Linked DNA regions of Mus musculus: region 2 is linked to region 1. The links are chromatin loops, found by intact Hi-C in ENCODE. Cell type or tissue: heart. All regions are shown on one strand.

The links. Hi-C counts contacts between places; a loop is a spot of excess contacts. Peaks named below come from ENCODE experiments on the same cell type or tissue, not always from the same donor. Only the 100,000 strongest peaks of a DNase experiment are listed, where the experiment ranks them.
Region 2: a loop joins it to region 1, with 3 times the contacts of the local background. A loop is called at or near these places in 15 of 42 quality-filtered maps.

Annotation. Positions count from the first base shown.
Region 1 is chr4:59,611,097-59,619,096 of GRCm38, reverse strand. It overlaps Hsdl2 (hydroxysteroid dehydrogenase like 2), which reads right to left. Exons shown (of 11, transcript NM_024255.3): 10 at 6,287-6,415; 11 at 403-1,462. The coding sequence ends at 1,350. Among named protein-coding and RNA genes, the nearest start is that of E130308A19Rik, 11 kb to the left of the region's middle. In heart, a CTCF peak has its summit at 3,950 (motif pointing left); no DNase peak of the experiment used is centred here.
Region 2 is chr4:59,846,266-59,854,265 of GRCm38, reverse strand. All of the region lies in intron 1 of Snx30 (sorting nexin family member 30), which reads right to left. Among named protein-coding and RNA genes, the nearest start is that of Snx30, 45 kb to the right of the region's middle. In heart, a CTCF peak has its summit at 3,835 (motif pointing right); a DNase peak (open chromatin) is centred at 3,865; H3K27ac peaks cover 553 bases.

The DNA.
Region 1 (8,000 bases):
CGGGGCCTGCAAGATGGCTCAGAATGTGAAGGCTTGATGAACTTAGTTCAATCCTGAGAACCCACATGGTGGAAGGTGAGAACTCACTCCCCACAAGTGGTTCCCTGACTACACACAGGATACAAAAGAAAGAAGGGATGGAGGGAGAGGAAAAGGTAAATTTTTTAAAGGTTCTATTTCATTGGGATGATGGTTGCTTAATTCTGGGGGGGGGGGGCATTGAGTGAATAAATTATATAGTGATTTATGTATTAAATAAAATTGATTTTGTTTTGTATAGTTTGATATTTGAGACAGGTCTTCCTTTATTCCTCAGGTTAGGGAATCCATTATTACCATTAGTATTCACCATTATATTGGTGGGTCAGTGCAATATGACGAGAAAAAGAAATAAAAGGCACATAGAATGGAAAAAAGATAAATTCATCTTTATTTGAAGATAACACGATTTAAAGAATCTGTTTTTAAGAAGCTGCTAAAGGTAATGAGTAGATCTGACTACTGTAGGGCATAAGGCATACTCACAAAATTAATTATATTTCTATATGTTAGTACTTGAAAGCTCAATAAAGCCAGGCATTGTGTCTCATGTCTATAATAATAGCACTAAGAAAACTGAGGCAGGAGGACTGACCCCAGTTTAAGGCCAGTTGGGTTAACCCATTTGGAAAAAAAAGAAAAGCTGAAAATTTTAAGATATCTAGAATAGTATCAATAGTATAAATGCTTATAATAAGTTAAACAAGATTTCGCCTGCAAGTATTATGCACTGAAGTTCATAAAACACAGCCAGGCAAAATAAAAGTCCTTAAAAAAAAAAAAACCGCCAGGTGGTGGTGGAGCACACCTTCAGTCAAAGCACTCAGGAGGCAGGGGCAGGCAGACCTCTGTGAGTTCGTGCCCAGCCTAGTCTACAGGGTGAGTCCCAAGCCAGTCAGGGTTACAGAAAGAAATGATACTGCAGTTCTTCACCCAACCCTCATGCAACTGTCTTTGTGGAGATAAAGTAGCTTCATTTTACATAAGAAGTTTTGTAAACAGCTAATTTTATTGCTTGATACCAATTGGTTGTTCATGATACATACTTTTCTGCAAGAAAGCAATGAATGAAATAAAGGCATAGAGAGGAAAACTTGGAAAAACCACAATATATTAGGATGTCACTTAATTAAACTTGTATGTGATTGGTTAGTTGTTTTAGTTACAGTTTCAAATCTTATAGATACAGAAATTCTACTTCTTTCTAGAACAAACTTATATGTCCTTACATGACAGTGGGGGAGACAACAGATTTCTAACTGCTGAGCTTTTTACTTCTGAGGAGAGTCAACATTGTTACTTCTTGTCCTTCATAGTCTAGAATTCATCTGGGTCATTAGCTTCTCCAATTTGATTGCTAGGGCTATGTTTCCTTTAATCTTCAACTTTCCTGACATAAATGCCATGGTTGGCTTTAATTTCCCTAAAACGAAAAATAAAGACAGTGAAAGCATTAGTGACCTAAGGAATATGCTACTTGAAGAACATGCATTCTAGGAAGAATTCCCAGAGTCACATAAATTCCAGAGCACAGAGACGTCTACACAGCACTTCATATTACTATCTAGGGAATCTCACTTCCTGACTTAGATGTCAACAATACCTTACAATACAAAAGATAACATGAGAAACAGTCAGCAGAGCCAGGTGTGGTGGCGCACGCCTTTAATCCCAGCACTCGGGAGGCAGAGGCAGGTAGATTTCTGAGTTTGAGGCCAGCCTGGTCTACAAAGTGAGTTCCAGGACAGCCAGGGCTATACAGAGAAATCCTGTCTTGAAAAAAACAAAAAACAAAACAAAACAAAAAAACCAAAAGAAACAGTCAGCAGACGGTAATGGCAAGAAGCTAAAGATGCTACATTTATACATATGCTGGTTACAGTACTAAAGAAATAGCCCCCAATAAATTCTGGTGGACAAATACTATGTTATTTAATTTCCAATCTGTTATAGTTCATTAACTCTTTAACTATTTCAAGTTTAAATTCAAGAAATCAAATGGTGTAAAATGCACAAAATATTTACAAATGATTATTAAGCTGGGCATGGCAGCATACATCTTGTAACCAACCCCAGCACTTGGGGGCTGAGTCAGGAGGATCATAAGTTCAAAGCCAGCCTGAGTTTAACAGTGACATTGTGTCAAGACAAACAACTAAGATCATTAAGTATATAGTAGTTAGGAGCTGGGGAGATGGCTCAGTGGTAAAGTACTTGCTGCACAAGTGTTAGGACCTTAGTGCAAATCCAGCCCAAGAAAAGCTGGGCACTACAGTGCACATCTGCAATTCTAGTGGTCCTACTTTGAGATGGGAAGCAGAGACAGCTTTCCACAGAAGCTTGTGGAAATTAGCATGGCATATACAGTAAGGAACAACAAAGACACCCTGTCTAAAGCTGGAAGGTGAGGAATGATACCCAAGGCTGTCTCTGACAACTAAGCATGCACAGTGGTACCTGAACATGTGTACTCATATAAACATGGAAACACATATACTAAACATTTTTATTTTTAGTATAGCATATGTAGAGATGGAGATATGGCTCAGTGGTTAAGAGGTCTTTCCAGTGGCTCATAAATGCCCATCACTCCAGTTACAGGGGATCTGATGCTTCTGGTCTCTGAGGATACTTGTACACACATGGACGCACCCACATACAGACACATACACACATATACATACACACACATACATACACACACGTACACACACACACTAACAAATTATTTTTTAAGTATAGTCTATGAACACAAAAGTTCATGTTAGCATTTTCAACCAGAGAAACATAGGTATTACAAACAGAATTATAACTATGTAATCCCAACACTTGGGAGGCAGAAGCAGGTGGATCTTTGAGTTTAAGGCCAACCTAGTCTACAGAACAAGTTCTAGGACTCTAGGACTCCAGGGCTACACAGAGAAACCCTGCAGAAAGAAAGAAAAGAAAAGGAAGGGAAGAGAAAAGAAAAGAAAGGCAGAAAGAAAGAAAGAGAGAGAGAGAGAGAGAGAGAGAGAGAGAGAGAGAGAGAGAGAGAGAAAGAAAGAAAGAAAGAAAGAAAGAAAGAAAGAAAGAAAGAAAGAAAGAGGAAAAGGGAAAGGGAAGGAAAGAAGAAAGGCAGAAAGAAAGAAGAGAAAAGAAAGGCAGAAAGAAAGAAAGAAAGGAAGGAAGAAAGAAAGGAAGAAAGAAAAGAAAGAAAGAAAGAAAAGAAAGAAAGAAAGAAAGAAAGAAAGAAAGAAGAAAAGAAAAGAAGTTGTAGCAACTAATAAACAATATTAGCCTATAGAGAAAAATACCTTCCCTTTTTCTTTTTACTATTAATTCAGTGTTAGTTCAATCTGGAGTACAAGGTTAATAGGAAAACAAGCTCAAAGAGGATAGTATAAAAAAATTATCAAAATGAGGGAGCTGGAGAAATGACTCAGTGGTTCAAAGCACTGGCTGTTCTTCCAGAGGACCTGCGTTCAATTCCCAGCATCTACATGGCAGCTCACAACTGTCTGTAACTCCAGTTCCAGGGGATCTGACATCTCCACACATACACACATGTGGTCAAAACACCAATGTCATAAAATAAAAATAATTTTAAAAAATTTACCAAAACAATATTGAGGGAAAAAAAACTTTCAAAGAAATCACAATGTAACAACATATGTACTAATCACAATGTACTAATCACAATGTAACAATATACATGTATGTACCCCTCCTCAGATAAAGTAATCTTAAACAATTTATTCTCTTTCCTTTTTCCTTAAGTGATAGAGACCTCACCTTGTTGTCCAGACTGGCCACAAATTTCTAGCTCAGCCTGTCTCAGCCCCCTAACAGAGACTGTAGGCATGTGCCATTGAGCTTGCCAACAGTTTATTTTATTACTTTCTGTTTTGCCACACAGTGACCTCTACTGGCCCAAGAGAGAGATTTGTTACTTTAGGGTTTTTGTATTTACAGTGTGTGCTTCTAGATAAATATAGAAATGGCTGTGACCTCTAAAGGAGACGTCTTAGGTGCCAAGATCTAAACTGTACCCATATAAGGAAGACATTCATAGATACAATGAAAGGAGAAAGACAGGATCTTCGCAGTCTAAAGTCCAGGTATCAAATGTGCCTCCTATGACTCATGACGTGGAGGACTCCAGCAAATGCAAGAGCACACTCACAAATCGGTAGAAAGCCCATGGTCTCAAGCTTATATATAAGGGAAAGTTAGAGCAGCCACTGAGCATGAGTGGTGGTGCCAGCTCTGAAGGGGGCAGGAAGGCTAGGTCAAGTCATCTTCAGCTCTACAGTTCTCCAGGCCAGCCTGGACTACATGAGGTCCTGTCCACTTATTAGAAGGTCAGTCAGAACAGCAGAATAACTAAGAGCAAGAGTGGCCTTCAAGATGGCTCAGTGGGTAAAGGCCTCTGCAGTGCAAGCCCAACAACCTAAGTTAGACACGCAGAACTTACGCTACAAAATTATCCTGACCTCCATCAGTTCACTGTGGCATGCACATGCTCCCCACACACAAATAATAAATTAAGCTTGGAGAATAATTATGGACACATATAGATTCATATCCTAGCCCTAACATCTACTCAATCGATATCTGATCTTGGGATTATTACTTATTTATCAGAGCATCAGTCACCACTTCTATAAAATGATGAAAATGATTTTTTGTTGTTTTTTTGGTTTTTCGAGACAGGGTTTCTCTGTGTAGCCCTGTCTGTCCTGGAACTCACTCTCTAGACCAGGCTGTCCTCGAAATCCGCCTGCCTCTGCCTCCCAAGTGCTAGGATTAAAGGCATGTGCCACCACTGTCTGGCATGAAAATAATTTTTTAAGATTTACTTACTTTTATTATATGGATATAGGTTTTTGCCTGCATATATGTCTGCACAACATGTGTATATAGTGCCTGCAAAGGCCAGAGAAGGTGATGTCAAATCCCCTAGGACTAGAGTTCGAGAGACTTGTCAGTCACAAGGATTTTGTCCTCTGAAAGAGCAGCTGGTCCTTTGAACCACTGAGCCATCTCTCTAGCCCTAGTGAAAAACATTTTATCTCAAGTTAAATCCATCATTTGTTTGTTTGTTTGTTTGTTTGGTTTTGGTTTTTCGAGACAGGGTTTCTCTGTGTAGCCCTGGCTGTCCTGGAACTCACTTTGTAGACCAGGCTGGCCTCGAACTCAGAAATCCACCTGCCTCTGCCTCCCGAGTGCTGGGATTAAAGACATGCGCCACCACGCCCGACTAGTTAAATCCATTCTTAAACCACAACAATTACACAATAGTTATTAAGTATATTTAACTTATTCAGCTTAGACACTGTCAATGCCTTTTTGTTTAGTTTATTGAGACAGGATCTTATTAGATAGCTCTGAATGACTTCAAACTCACTACATAGAGCCTTGAACTCACAAGTCAAGCCTTAGCTTCCCAAGTGCTGAGGTTATAAGCATGAACAGCAGAATGCATTTGTAATTGAAACTGTCCTTAAAATAAAATAAAAAAATCTATGATTCGTTTTTACCAAACATTTAGGCTGAGTATAGTGGTACACACCATTAATCCCAGTACTTAGGAGGCATTGATTTCTGTTAACTCAGTGCCAGTTTGGACTCCATAGCAAGAACCAGGACAGCCAGGAATATAGAGAGAGATCCTATCTCAACAAAACAAAAACAAAACCAAACATTTACTGATCATTAAATGTATAAAAAAATGCTGTTTAATCTCTAATAAGAAAATAGGGTACCCTTAAAATTATTTTGGCACTTTTAGAGATTACTGGGCAGAACATAAAATCGTGCAAAAGATTCTCTGGGATAGAGATCCCACAAAAGCAGGGTACAAGGGCACAAAAGAGTCCTGTCTTGTCTCCTTTATGGCATCTGGTGAGGCCGGAGTGAGGTACTGCTGACTTCTAGCCTCCAGTGACCACACTGAAAATACAGTACTTTAGTTCAGGCAGAATGAAGCCTACTTAGTAATCCTTGTGCATTATTTTTGTTTCCAATGTTACGTCATTATTTTCTCGGTGATGAGAAAGATCTACCTCAATTTTCCATTTATCAGATGAGGGAGAGGTGGATCAGAGGCAGCCTAAGAACAGCCTCCCAGGACCACATGCTTTTCAGCACGGCACTCTCCCACTGTTGGGAATGTTTCTGAACCTTGATTATCTAGAAAAGGAACAAGTAGAATATCCAAAATATTCTATTTGAAACAAGCAAACTAAGAGAGTTGGAAACGTACCTGAAAACATTTTGACAAAATCATCAGTGGCCATACTCATCACCACGTCTGCCCGGTCAGAGGGCTCTCCGTGTCCAACCTTCCCGCCTTTGCTCTTTAGATCAAGAAACCACGTACCACCATCTTCACCTGTACAGACAAATACGTGAAAATCTATGTCATCATTACTACAGTTGTAATTACCTCCTAACATGCTGTCCTGGCTAAAATCCTCAGGCCCCCATCAGACTCGGCACTGACTATGGTCTCAGCACTGTGCTAGGTTCTGAAGATCATTCAGTAACAAAAAGAAAAGCCAGCTTCTTCTCCAAAGAGGAAACAGAGGTTATGTGGGTGTGTTGATAGAGGGAGCAAAGCTGGAGTAGTGAAATTCACACAGAAGTTACAGCAGTGCTTAGAAGGGACTGGGACAAAGAAAATGGCTCAGTTTTATCAGGTGCAACACTTCAGTTTGGAGACGGACAGTGAAGAAGAAAACAGAGGCTATTAAAGAGGAAGCCAAGAAAAGCAGGCATTTCCAGAAGGAAGAAGTGCCCAAGCACCTTGGATCCTACTGAGGAGATGAAGGGAGGGCTGACAAACCCAGTGGTGCACAGCCCTCATCTAGGACCATTGTGAAAACAACCCCTGGGGAACAAAGGAAACCAGAAGGGAGAAAACTATGTTCAATAGAGCGGGCTTCAGATAAAAGTAAGTGTGGTTCTGAAAGAAAAAGACAGAGGAGATGCATCTATAACTCGGATAGTGCTAGTGTCTCCCATGACCTACTTCACTGTCAATGTCTGTCAGATCACCCCTGACTGACTGGATCAAACTGGACATGTGAGGAAGGGGCTATATGTAGCTAATCAAGCTTGGGAGGTACTGCCGGGAGCTAAGCTCCATCCACTTGGGAGGAAGAGGTGGGCCTGTGATGGCCGACTGATGGACTTCTGATGGCAGGAAGCTGAAGTCATTTCTACCTGCAGGTTTCTGAAAATAATCTGCTGTGGAAAATGAGGCAGTAAGCTAACAAAAGAGTCTAAGTTGCTGCTTAGCCCTATTTGAAGAGGAACCCACCAGTTCAGCTGATATTACTGCTTTGATTTTTGTCTAACAAGATTTGATAGTCTTGATGCAGCTCTGGGGAAACCAGGCAGTTTGTGTCATCCAGAACTAAGTCTTGAACAGAGAGGTCACAGCATAAGCACGGAGGGTTCAGCAAGTTTGGGACATTGCAAAAATAAAGACTGAAGCAACAGACCATGAGCTCAAAAACAAAAAGGAAGAAGGGAAGATTACAGTTAGGCAGAAAACAGCATAGAGGAGGAGAAAGTTTGCATATAACAGAACTAAGTAGTTCTTAAAACTACCATTAGTCTATGTTACTTTTATTATATAGAAAAACATTAGGAGTTTGTATTGGTTTGGTTTTTTGAGACAGGGTATCTCTACATAGCTCTGGCTACTCATTCTATAGACCAGGCTGACCTCAAACTCAGAGATTTATCTGTCTCTGCTGACCCTTCCCCCCTGCACCAGGAAATGCTAAGATTAAAGCAGTGCATGACCACACCCAGCTCATATGTAGAGGTTTTAGACTGAATTCATACTAACCTAACTCAAAGATAAAATTGGAAAGCTACCCACAACTGATAAATTATTGTATTTTACCTGTACATTACCTATCCATCTATGTAGGATTTCTTCTCTATTATATATACCAAGGAGTTAT
Region 2 (8,000 bases), 240 kb before region 1:
CCTTCATAGATCCTTCTAGGTAAACATAAAGCCGGTCAGGTAAAGCCAACATTTTCTTCAGGGTCATAAGTTTATCACAAAATGATTCTCAACACACTGCCCCATGAGAAACAAAAGCAACAGGAAAACACGAAGAGCTTAGGGGTGATGAGCAAGGGTTGGGTCCAGGCATCTCAGCTCAGCAGAGGGCTCAGCAGTGGAATAGGCATCATCTCATGCTGGCAGCACCACCTACAACCAACATGAATGCAGACACAGTTCTCCACACCACAGCTAGGGAGCTTCAAAACAAAACTAAACTAAATCCAAGGCTAGAAAGCTGACTCAGCTGTTAGCAAAGGGTACCCACATAGGGTAGCTCACGACTGTCTGTGACTCCAGCACTAAAGGGCATCTTTAGGGGCTGGAGAGATGGCTCAGTGGTTAAGAGCACTGACTGCTCTTCCAAAGGTCCTACGTTCAATTCCCAGCAACCACATGGTGGCTCACAACCATCCATAATGAGATCTGACACCCTCTTTGGTGTGTCTGAAGTTAGTTACAGTGTACTTACATAAAAATAATAAATCTTTAAAAAAAAAAAGGGCATCTTCAGACACCTGCACTCATGTGCACAAGCTCATACACTGACACAATACATAGGTATAGAATCAAAAATAAATAAGTAAATACAGCAAGCTCCAGGACAGCCAAGACTACTACATAATGAGATCGTGGCTTTTTAAAAAAAGGTTTTAAAAATATATAAATCCAAATATGTCGCTTCCATGCTTTAAATTCTCAAAACCATCCCATTACACAAGTCTAAACTCACTTCCATAGAGCAGGCATTACTGACCCGCCCCCTCCCCTCCTCCACACACTACTTCTCTCCCTGAGTTCCTCCTACTCTCAATCACTGGCCTTCTGGCTGACACTGCTCACTGTACCTCAGACCTTTGTACTATATGTTCTCTCTCTCTCTCTCTCTCTCTCTCTCTCTCGCTCGCTCTGTGTGTGTGTGTGTGTGTGTGTGTGTGTGTGTGTGTGTGTCCGAGTGTGTGTGTGTCCGAGTGTGTGTCCCAGTCCCAGATCCTGATGTGGCTACCCACCCTCTTCATCCAGGCTGCTGCTGGAAGCTACCCACTTAAGAGGTCATCTCAGTCCAGTAAAATATAAAAGTAACCCTGTATCCTTTCATCACTCTTCAACTCCTTCTCCAGCTTTGTTTCCCACAGGATTATCATTATTTGAACTTTATTGCATATTCACTGATTTGACTGTCTGACTCTCTACTCATCTGTGAATTCCATGAAAGCAGAGACTATGCTGTACTGGGGGGGGGGGGGGGGACTCGAAAAGTAGAGATGAATGAGTCTTAGAACAACAGAAGGTACCAGATAGACACCTGGGAACTGAGAATACCTCCAAGGGTAACCTGAGCCACACTGGCCATGTTAAAAGCTTGCCTCCACTAGCAGGGACACTGTACCTTAAGCTCTCCTATTTGCAATAAGGGTACAGCAGCACTGAGGGGGTCAGTATATGGGAGCGCAGAAGAATTTTAATCCAACAACATGGCAGCTCTGGCAAGAGATCACATCCAAAGCTATGAATTGGCTGGAATGCAGACAGCTGCACACCTTTAATCCCTCTGGCTGGAACACATACCCTTGATCCCTCTGAATGCAATAGAGACACACTCTTAGTACACACCTTTAATCCCAAACAATGACAACTACTTGAGGAGCAGACAAAGTGATGAATCAGAGAAAGATTTGACAGAATTTATCAGAGATAGGATACACCCAACTCACACAAGAACAGACAAGAAAGAGATGCTACTTAAAAGTAGTGAGGGAGAGAGGAAAGTACAGAAGTTCAGTTGAGTGCAGTTGAATTCAGCACATGGAGTTCAGAGGCAAGTCTTTTCAAGCAGAGCAATTCAGTCAGAAGTCAAGAGAAGCCTTTGAATCAGTCAGCTTGGAGAGGAGTTTGAGTCAGAATAGCTGAGTTGACCAGCCATCCAGAGTTCAGAAAGAGCTAGAAAGGGTGAGTTTATTCAGTGTAAGTCTCAGAGGCTGAAACATTCTAGGCCTACGATAGCAGACAGAGGCTGGAAGGGGAAGCCTTCAAGGTCCAGGCTTGCAGAAGTTTAGATTGTATAGAGGCTAGAAGCTTCTAGGCCTAGGGATAGTTAGATAAAAACGTTCTGGGCTCAACCCAAGCCATGTATTCATAAAGCTCAAGTATGGCTCTCCTCTCATCACTTCATCTGAGGAAATACCAGCAAAATCACATTTACAGGGCAGTACCAGAGGAGTGTGTGTGAACTGTGAGAGCATGGCAAGATGCATGTCACTGTTCAGTTTAAAAAAATAATAATAATGATTTGTCTGTTAAGTACCTTTACATTTCATTATAAGCTGTGGTGTAGGGTTTACCATGGGCACACCAATGTTACTGAAAAGAAAAAAAAATCACAGTAGAGACATAGCTGGTACCTCAAATTCATTTTCTTGCTGGTTTTATCATGCAAACGCCTATCTAGAATAATTCTTGTGAACTATGGTAACTGCTTGCTGATGAAAAAAAAAAAATACTCACTGCTGTAAAATGTCAACTCTCGCCTGTAAGAACATTCCTTCCTCCGTCCCCTGCCCATCACCCCATATCCAAGGAAGACACAGAGAGAACTTCATTGCTTTACAAACTCCTCTGGTTCAAAGATTTTCAGTTTCAAGATCTGTTATGGCCATCTGTTAGCAAGATAATTAACAGAAATCTCTGGTGGGATTCTTCATTACGTTAACAGGTTTACAAAGGCAGAATGACATCTACCGGGAACCAATACGGATGCAGTGAAACACAAGGCATGCTAAAATAACCCAGCTTCTCTAATGACACCACTGGGAAAATCTGGAGAATGTGATGACTCCACTTCAGAAAAGCCTGGCAAAGCAGCTCACAGCAACCCACAGCAGAGAAGGACAGCACTCTGTACACAGCCTGTACCTGCCTTGTGTGCCCTAATTCACATGCACAGTGGACACCTAAAGAAAGAATGTCCTACACAGATCAAACAGATGATTCTGCTGTGAACCTCAACTTAAACTCACTAGGGAGAGTCAACTCAAAAGGAAAAACCTCAAAAGCTGCTTGTCAAAGATACTCAGAACAGAACGGCAAACACCATGAAACCTGGAAAATAACCAGGACCCATGGTGTTTACAGCAGCAAGACAAAATGTTGCACACTTGTTATAAAAGCTGGGCAGAGAGGACGGTGCCTGTAAACCCAGCACTGAGGGGGCAGAGGCAGGGGGCTACAAGTTTAAGGCCAGTTTGCATTATAGAGCAAAGCTAGGCTTAAAGAATAAATAGGTAGGTGGAAGGAAGGAAGGAAGGAAGGAAAAAAATAGACAGACAGACAAACAGACAGACAACAATTATAAATATAGACTTCTAGACCATCTCAGTAAGTTACCCACAGCAGCTTACTCCTCTCCATCCTACCCTCAGACGCTAACTTAGAATCTAAAGAATAGGCAACAAAAAGAACTGGGTAAAAGGTGATAGGAAAAGCAGTATGACTCTGGAAATCAGGAGAGGGTCACCCAAGTGCCAGACTCTCTAAAATGTTCTACCAGACACAAGTGGGACACAGCTGAAGTGGGAACCACAAGGCACCTTTAACAGTTTTTGAGGCTATTTACTGTCACTGAGGCTCACAAACAACCCTGTCATGTGCACCCTAATTTGAAAATGCAGTTGTGGGGTTGGGGTAGGTAAGACAATGAGACAAAGAAAGTTTTCTGGCTGAGGTGCACAAGAACAAAGCATAACAGAGGACCACCAGCAGGGGGCACCCTGCCCACAAGGTTTTTGGTGCATTATTGAGGGCAGATGAACCCAGGCAGACAACTCTAGACATGTTCACAGACACAAAACAGACACAGCTGAAAACACAGAGGGGTGGGCTCTGCCATGGAGATCAGGCCACTGGAACCCAGACCCTAGGATGAGCCAAGCCAACTTTCCTCTACAGGAACGCCAGGACCCAGCCTTCCTTCCCCTCACCCTTGTCCTGTTCGAGTGATTACAAGTAAAAAACTCAAGACGATAGTTCTAGCAACATCAAGCAGAAACAGCCAGTCCAATTCACCTGTTCTAACGCAAGGCCAATAGCAGACATGTGTTATAACCACATCAGCCATGAGTAAACAAACTAAAAAGAAAAAAGAAACCTTAAGCCTGCATTACCTCATCAACTTAACCCAAGAAAACACACCCAGGAGAGAGTTCACACAGCAGCGAGAGACATGCAGGAGATGGCTTTAGCCCACAGCATGAACACATCCAGTCACATCTACTCCATGCTCTCGTTTTGTTAAAAGTGAGAAAGCTTAAAATGTATACTGAAAACAAGAAAAAGGGACAAACTCTGATTATTTTAGAAGATGGACTAGACATAGTAAAACTTACAAGGCCTGTCCAATATAGAAAGAAAAATATAACTATTTAGATCTTATTTCTCTATATGATTACAAGTTATATGTATATTACAAGTTACTATACTCTAAGTCCAGAAAGCCACAGTTGGGCAGTGACAGAAAGGACAGACCCATGGCCGAAAACAACGACCACCTAGGCCAGTAGGTTTGCAGCTGAGCCCCAGGGAGCCCAAAGCCTGCCTTAGTCAAGTATTCCAAGGCACACATAGAACCATGGAAAACCTCCCAAGTCACTTTATGAGGGTTAACCACTAATCTGCTACCAAAATGACAAAAAAGGAAATTATTGTATATACCAACAATAAAGTAACAGTTAAAACCGTATTTTAAAACTTATGGCTTATGTGTTAGTTGTTTGTTTGTTTGTTTGTTTTTTCAAAACAGAGTTTCTTTGTGTAGACTTGGCTGTCCAGGAGCTTGCTCTGTAGGTAAGGCTGGCCTCAAACTCAGAGATCCACTTGCCTCTGCCTCCTAAGCACTAGAATTAGAGGCATGTGCCACCACCGCCTTGCTAAATAAACTTTTAAAAATGAATATGTCGTGGCTGGAGAGATGGCTTAGTGGTTAAGAGCACTGACTGCTCTTCCAGAGGTCCTGAGTTCAATTTCCAGTAATCACATGGTGGCTCACAACCATCAGTAATGGGATCTGATGCCCTCTTCTAGTGTGTGTCTGAAGACAGCTGCAGTGTGTTCATATAAATAAAAAATAAATAAATCTTTAAAAAAATAAAAACAATATGTCAAAGGACCAGAGAGATGGCTCAGTGGTTAAGGCCCACTGCCGCTCTTGCAGAGGACCCTGGTTCAATTGCCAGCACCCACGTGGTAGACCCAAACCATCTGTAACTCCAGTTCTAGGGTACCAAATAGGCATGCATGCAAACAAGATATTCATACACAAAAAGTAAATAAATAATTCTTTTTAATTTTTTAAAAAGCTGATTAAGTGGTTAAGGGCACTGGCTGTTCTTCCTGAGGACACCCCAAGTGACTGGCCCCTCTTCCCATGAGAGGATCACATGTTCTTATTGTTTCCAAGTGGCTTCTTACAGGAAAACACTCTAGACCACTGGCTTTGGGTTAGGTCATGTGACTTGATCTAGTCAATGGGAAATGAATGATTGTAGCATAGGCCAAATCTAAGCTGACTGTTAGGAATTCTTGTGTCTCCCACAGTCTCTTGTTTTTTTCTCTGCCTACCTTGTCCCCAAAAGGGACTGTTCCTTCAGAAATGTAAGATTTGGGAAGAGCGAGTACAGCTGACTCACAGCCAGAAAACACAACATGACCTGAAATTAATGTCTGTTGCAAGCTTTGGGCTTTGGGAGTTGTTTATTATTTCAGTAAAGCTGGCAAGTGCATATAATTATAAAATGTCTCTGTAATTTTCTAAACTGCAGAGAGGAAATGGTCATACAACACTGGATAATTTTTAAGACATTATCCTTTTCAACCCTGGAGTTATTCACGTATGTCTTAACTAGCTTGTATAAGCTCTTGAACGTCACTTACTCTTACTAGTGTAAAAGGTTCTGTTTTCCCCACCACTGCCCTAGAAACCCCATCGCAAATAATCTCCAAAACCTCCACGGCCATTTGCACCCATCCACCAAGTCCTGAGGCCCCTCAGCCCGGTGTGCAAGGTGGTACTGTCTGGGAACAGGTTTATACTTTCCTTCTCTGGATTTTGATCCATTTCCTATGTGACAAAGACTCTTCCTTGTATGTGCGCGCACAGACCACCTGTTTCCACACTGATAGGCTGATAAAGCCTTTTAGAAACAGAATATGTTTCCCTGGCTTTCCTATGAGTAACCCTACCCTTTAAAATGCATCCATCAGCACAGTACAAAAAGAACACCTTCAAAGGAATTTCAGAATCAAAACCCCAGTCCATAGTCTTTGGCCAGGTTTCCATGATCTCCAGACTGTAGTCCCTGCTCCAGACATCCTTAGAAACAAGGATTTGCCTAGTTGATGGATTTACACATAGTTCCTATGGATGCCTTCTAAAGAGGCACCGCTATTACAACAACAGACTGAGCATTTAAGTGATGTCAGCCAAAGTGACGATACCGGGCTACCAAAACACAGGGCCAAGACCATCTGTGTTTAAACCACTCAGTAGGAATGCCAAAACCGCTAATGATGACACAAAGCAAAACTGGTTGTGACAGTACTCCTTGCCTTGAAGAACGAGAGCAAAGGGTGCTAGGACAGCTTAAGAAGAATGAGGACACTTGCCAAACAGAAAAGCAAGGCCAGGGGAGAGCAGTGTGGCCATTCCAGGCCAAAGAGTCACCTGCACTAAAGGAGGAGAGGCATTCCTAAAAGCTCCTCCCTAAACGAAGAACGAAGGCCCACAGCAAGAAGATGGCGATTGCAGGTGTTAAGGGATGAGCCTCACTGTCACTCTGACAGGATTTAGAATCACCATGGAGGTGGGAATTTGGGTGTTGTCTGTACAGGAGTTTCTAGGCTAAATGAAGTGGAAAGCCCGCTCTCTATGAGGGCAGCACATCATATGGACAGGGGCCCTGCCCTGAATCAAAAGGAGAATGGGAGCTGGGCAGCAGTGTTCATCTCTCTGTCTCCTGAGCACAGATGCAATGTGACCAGCCACCCCTGCCCCTGCCCCTGCCTTCCCATCACAGTGAGCCTAAAGTAACCCTTCTTTCTTAGCTCACTTTTCATGGGTATTGTGTTTGGTCAATGCATGCACATACTACTTGGCAGACTTCAAAGTCAAGTACACAGCTTTCTAAGAAGACAGACTAAGCTGTCCTAACACAACTAAAAACACAACTCTCCCTAAGACCAGCTCTCTTTTATGCCCATCTCTAGCCTGCTCTCAGGATCCTGCCAGCCAAAAAACCACAATTGAGCAAAATGTTCATTCTTCCACTGGCATTTCTGCACACACATCACACAAGGCCACGGGGCACAGAACCTGCCAATCGTCATCAAATCTGGTTGTTCTACATTAAAAGGAAAAGACTCTGAAGTGACAGGCCATTCAACAACATCTAAAGAGTCTAGGTCTCACGCATGGCTGTCCCACACCACCTTGTCCTTCAAGCACAACAGCCATCAGCATCTTAGCAGACGATGAGTCTACTGATGCGTCCCAGGGAGCAGAGGATCATCAGACCCTCACCTGAGATTAGGGCCACTCCCTCCAGCACCCCTTCCTCCTGGCCATATTTAATTTCTGTCTCTACCTGTGTTATGACCTAGGAGCAGCTCAGGCAAGTGTCCCATCTTCTGATATTGCAACACAAAGTTGTCACACACACAGTTCATGCTCAAGAAGCATCAATCAAGTTACAAGACGTCATACATAAAGTAAGTTCCGATTTGTACTGGGCCCCACTCACAGCTCTCCTGGGGCATATGCAGCCCGTGGGATACATGTGGGACATACCTGTCAGATAGAACAGAGAAGATAAATAAAGGCATGCTCCATCTATACAGCTAAGGAGAAGGAGTGAAGGGAAGTCTCACCC